2 separate regions of the Homo sapiens genome follow, and region 1 is linked to region 2. Evidence: chromatin loops called from intact Hi-C (ENCODE). Cell type or tissue: IMR-90. All regions are shown on one strand. Each heading gives the region's core, and the rest is flanking DNA. Links, peaks and the distances in the headings are about the cores only. Region 1 has its middle 120 kb from the start of LINC02398. Region 2 has its middle 280 kb from the start of LINC02398.

Region 1 (2,815 bases), core at 168-2,667, 150 kb before region 2:
GTAAAGATGCTCTATCAACAGAAACATTATTTCCTTTAACCCATATATGTGACTCTTCTTTAATCTTCTTAGTCAAATGTTGATTCCAAATTTATTGTGAAAAATACTCAGATACTGATGGTTAGTATAAAAATGGGTATAGAACTTATGCCTCTGGACGATATCTTAGTTTTATATTTCATCTTTAAAAACATAAATATCAGGCCAGAAACCGTGGCTCGTGCCTGAAATCCCAGCACTTTGGGAGACGGAAGTGGGAGGATCGCTGGAGGCTAGGAGTCCAAAACCAGCCTGGGCAACATAGCGAGCCACTGTCCTCACAAAAAATAAATTAGCTGGGTGTAGTGGGTGAACACCTGAAGCTGCAATGAGCTGTGATTGCACCACTGCACTTTAGCCTCAGGAAGCCCCCCACCACCACACACACACACACACACACACACACACACACATCCTAAAACTTATACCTGGAGTCCTAAAACTTGGAGTGATTCTATTGATATACATGAATTGACAGCAATGTAACTCAAAATTAAATCATACCGATGTAACTTCAGATTTTATTCACTGGCATGTATTACCATACCCATGGAAGATCTGACTCATCATCTCTTATTTGCAAATTACTTCAGCTATGTGGGAACAATTTACAACCAATCATGCTACATATTAAAATTTCACAATACCCTGTCATCTGTCCCTGTCATCAAGAAGACCACTTCCTTCATACTAACTTCTGTTTTGTATTTTAAAACTGAGTACACAGTCTTCCAACACATTAAGAATAGAGCCTCTTAAAACAATTTGCTTTTAGATAATAATATAGTGAAAGAGGTTCAATGTGTAGAATATTATTTCCTCTTAATTGATGTCCTCAATGTTTTAATAGGTTTGACTAAACAGTTATTATCAAAGCTTCAACCCTGTCTTTGTCAAAATTCTTTCATTATTAATGTACTCCTTACAGTAATATCCTGTAGGGCCTTACAAACAAATTGTTGGAAAACTCCTAATTAAGAGCACGCTCCTAATCATAATGAAGGCCTGTGTCTAAAAGAGGCAAAAACAGGGTCTGAGAAGGGGGTTTTATCCATTCATATCTGAAGACTGGAAGTCATAAGTGTATTAACCTGGACTCTGGGATTGCAGACAAAAATCCAAGCTGACTAGTTTAAGCACAAGAGTAAACAGTAGGTGGAGTCTCATCCCTTCTGGTGTAACCCTACCACTGTGATCAAGATCATGTGCTATGGATTCTTCTTTTGGTTCCATTATCTTCTTTTGGCTGTGAAATCTTTGGCAAGTAAATCAAGCTTTCCTTCCTTGGCATCTCTAAAATGGGGACAGTATAAAAACCATCTCATGGAACTGTGTTAGGAGGATTACATGATTTAATACATGCAAAGCACTTAAAAATCGTCTAGCACATAATAAATGTTCAATAAATTGTATTAAAAGAACAAAGGTGAACCTGATTTTAAGAGAGAACCTGAAATGAAAGGACAAATGCCATCAGGACCCTCTTACTGTGTTTTCTACCTACATCTAAATCTTTCCCAGCTTCAGACAAACAGCTTAGCAACAATCTGTAGGAGTCCTTTTTCCTCAGATCAATTTAAAATATTTAAAAAAAATAGAACTCCTATTGGCCCATTTTAGATCCTGTGCCAATTCCCAGACTAGCTATTTTGGCTGTAGGTGGGGTTCTATGATTAGCATGGCCCAACATTCCAGTTTATACCTGTAGTTTCAGCATAATGACTAATAATGCACCCTCCCAGTCTCTAAAGTTTGCCTGTTTCCATAACATTACCTATTTAGCATTCTTGCCAAAATGTTTAATCTGGAGCTAATTATAAGAAAGAAATTAGAAAAACCCAGATTGTGGGACGTTCTGGATTAATATCATCATCATGGATTCTTGAAAAATGTCAGTTGCATAAATGATATTGAAAAGGAGATTTAAAAAGAATACAAAACATAATAACTGAATGAAATACATAATCCTGGGAAGTGGAGGAACACCTACAAAGAATGTTTGGGGAATAGCTGGGTGTGATGGCAATACTGGGCTTATGAAGAAGAATATTCTTTGTGTCTGTGAGATAATACACGCTGCAGTATTTAAGGAAAAAGTGTAATAATGTCTGCACCTTGCTTTCAGATGAATTGGAAAAAAGGACATATCGATAGAGAAAGAGCTATAGAACAAATGTCACAAAACGTTAACAGTTGTAGAATCTAGGTAATTCAGCATATTGTATTTATTGTATTATTCTTTTGATACTTCTGGTATACTTGAAATTTTTCAAAATAAAAAGTTGAGGAAAAAATGACCCCATTTGGATAATAAATTGTAACCCTGTCTATGACTAGACTAGCTCAAGTTTGTTGTCTACCCTTGAACAATTACCAATTATTGCCTGGCAGGGAAGCAAAGTCATAGAATAATATGACTAATCCCTTTCACAACATATGTTTAAAATACAGGGAATAAAAACACATTCCCAAAGAATTTGAAACTGGGGAAAAATCACTGCACATCAGGCAGTGACCAATTTATGTACTGTAACATGCAAATTATATATAATCCAAATGCTCTTGTCCTTCTTTTCCATTTATGAGAAAGAATAAGCTGAACTATTATCCTTTTAGCAAAGGAAATACCTCCTTCTCAATTGCTTCCCTGAAACTGCCAGTTACTTCCAAGTGCCTAACAGAAAAATTTCACTAGGGGAGGCTTAGGAATTCTTTCAATTACGGTCGTAAAATCTGAGTTCCACCCAACCTGAAAACTCTGGGCAGTTATCTCTTA
Region 2 (2,815 bases), core at 291-2,790:
CTTTTGTGTTCTGAATTCCCCAGGAGAAGAGGAACCATTTTTGGCTTCAGACCCGTTGGAGCAAATTAAGCAATAGAGTCCCAAAGGGCCTGGAGCGTTTTGCCCCACTAGACCCTGAAGTGAGCTAGATATCCAGAGACTGGAAGCTGGGGATGGTGGACTCTGGAGCAGTGGTGGTAGGTTGGGAGTAGAGGACACGCACCTTCACAGCACCTAAGAAGTAGCAGAGCTTCTGTGTGAATGTCTAGAACCCTGCACAGCGTGAAGGTTCTGTGTCAATGCCCCACGAAGGCGGTGAATGGTAAAAGAGAAATGCCTCCAAAAGGACCACACAAGCTTAAACAACAAACATCTCAGTGACTATCAACAAAGGCAGAGAATGGAGGCCCTGGTCCAATTTTTCTGGTTTATTTAAGCCCCTTGGGTCTTTTCCCATTCTGCGTGAAGTAGGGAAGTTCTCCTTAAAAAAAAAAAAAGAAAAGAAAAAGAAAAAAAAACTTGAGTTTGGATGTCCTGCTAGCCTGCTAGCCAGGAAAATGGAATAACCCATATTTAATTTGATTCATAACAATAAAGAAATGAGATGCTTTTTGTATACTGATATTCTTGAACACCAACTGGATACCCTATCCTACTAATCCCGTACTGCTTATGAATGTTCCCTGGTTCCACAAATATCTCCACTGCAAATGAACTAACTACTCAGTTAACTAGTTCAGAGTTCGGACATTTTATATCTGCAACATGTAGATTACCCTAGTCTTGGTATGCCCCTTTTTTATTAAATTAAACTTTATTAAAAATGTGTGTATCCCTCTTTAAATTTGTAATTACCACGAAAAAAGATTCCTACCATATGTTTTTTGCCTGATTTGGATATTTAGATATATCTGAGGGGCATTTCTGAATTCTTAGCTGCTGTGTGCAGTTTTATGAAAAAAAGCAAAAGCAGAAGAAACATGACAAATTTATCGATCTCCACCAATAAGTCAAGTGGCCAAAGCTCCCTTGCCTTCCATTCCGTCAGAGAATAACGGAGCAAAATGCAATTATAAAGCATAAGGTTCTTGTGCAGCTTTGCTCTGAAGACAGTGAGTCCTGTTTTCTGCTTTTAACTAAAAGCAGTATTTCTACCTTCAAATTGGACAAGTCATTTCACCTCTGTGGGCCTTGGTTTCCTCACCTAAAAGTTTGCATGTTCAACTAAATGATCTCCAAGGCTCTTTATAGCACTAAGATCCTATGATTTCAAGCTATTATATGAAATCCAAGAAACAAAAGACAAGAGGAGCATTGTTCTCATTCTATTGTTCATCCAGCTGGATTTATCAGATTAAGATTCTGAGTTCATAAATAAGAAAGAAAAGACACTTATACAATATAGAACGCATTTGCAGTAAGAGCATTTTTCATCCATATGGATCTTAACTATTTCACGTGCTAACAAATAATTGAACAGACTATCTATAGAAATGGTTTTGTCCATTCATCCACTTTTCTCTATCAACGTAAAAATAACTTTATTGCTTTTTTATAAAACTGTGTTTAAATAAAAATAGGAAAATGCAATTTTCAACAGTTTCTGAGATCTAGTTATGAGAGAAGTTGCCACAACCTCAAACATCTCTTCAAATGAGGACAAAGGTAAGAGTGCCATCTGCTGGCCTAAATTGTCTAATTGTGTCTTTAAAACTTTATACAGTAAAATACTTATGAAACTTACCTACATTCTGCTTTGATGAAAACCCTGAGCTTTTCAATAACTTGATGTGTGGAGCTTAAATACAATAATCATTTTTCCAAGTGTCCAAAATACACAAAGCATATGAGTATAGCAAAATATTACTCCACAAACTAAATAAGTACTTAATTTAAATATATCCTACAATATTTACCATATCGAAAAGCTACAAATCTATTGGGTCCAAAGGTAAGTAGATAGTGTCTTTCTTTAAAAGCTTCTGAGAAAACTAGAATATTTGGAGTGTTTGTACAGCAGGAAATGGTGTCAATCATCAAAAGATCCCTCAGTTTAATAGCAGAAACCTGAATGGTAACTCTATAGACGGGGTTTAATTAAGAAAGAAAGAACACACAGTTAACTTGGAAAATCATATATCAGATTTAAGCATAACTTCATGCCTCCACACTGGCATCAATAGGTAGATGAAGGCCACAATGAAACACTAACTGACTCTCCTCTGTGGGATAGTGTGGTATTAACTTCTGGGCTACCAGGAGCACTATTATTCTTTTTTTTTTTTTTTTTTTTTTTTTGAGACGGAGCCTCGCCCTGTCGCCCAGGCTGGAGTGCAGTGGTGGGATCTCGGCTCACTGCAAGCTCCGCCTCCCGGGTTGACGCCATTCTCCTGCCTCAGCCTCCCCAGTAGCTGGGACTACAGGCGCCCACCACCACGCCCGGCTAATTTTTTGTATTTTTAGTAGAGACAGGGTTTCACCGTGTTAGCCAGGATGGTCTCAATCTCCTGACCTCCTGATCCGCCCGCCTCGGCCTCCCAAAGTGCTGGGATTACAGGCGTGAGCCGCCGCGCCGGTCTTTTTAACCCTTTCTTACCCGCAAAATCCCCTTCAGAGAAGATTCTCTTCCAACAGGATCCCCTATAGCAATGGAGATGCTCAGGGAATGTTTCACATAAAACAAATAAAATTCAATCAGATTACTAATTCAAGTAAGTCTGAGGTAATCTCAGGAAAATTTACTCCATTGCCTGAAATGTTGGATAACTGTATAGGGCAATGCTGAAAAGACATCTAAGGAGGAGTGTGAAACAACTGGAATATTTTTCATTCAAAA

Evidence for each region. Peaks named below come from ENCODE experiments on the same cell type or tissue, not always from the same donor. Only the 100,000 strongest peaks of a DNase experiment are listed, where the experiment ranks them.
Region 1: a loop joins it to region 2, with 5 times the contacts of the local background. A loop is called at or near these places in 11 of 110 quality-filtered maps.

The regions. Positions count from the first base shown.
Region 1 is chr12:19,892,077-19,894,891 of GRCh38, reverse strand. No RefSeq gene overlaps it. Among named protein-coding and RNA genes, the nearest start is that of LINC02398, 120 kb to the left of the region's middle. RefSeq lists an enhancer at 1-69. In IMR-90, for the core only: a CTCF peak has its summit at 1,197; no DNase peak of the experiment used is centred there.
Region 2 is chr12:19,738,234-19,741,048 of GRCh38, reverse strand. No RefSeq gene overlaps it. Among named protein-coding and RNA genes, the nearest start is that of LINC02398, 280 kb to the left of the region's middle. In IMR-90, for the core only: a CTCF peak has its summit at 1,652 (motif pointing left); a DNase peak (open chromatin) is centred at 1,628.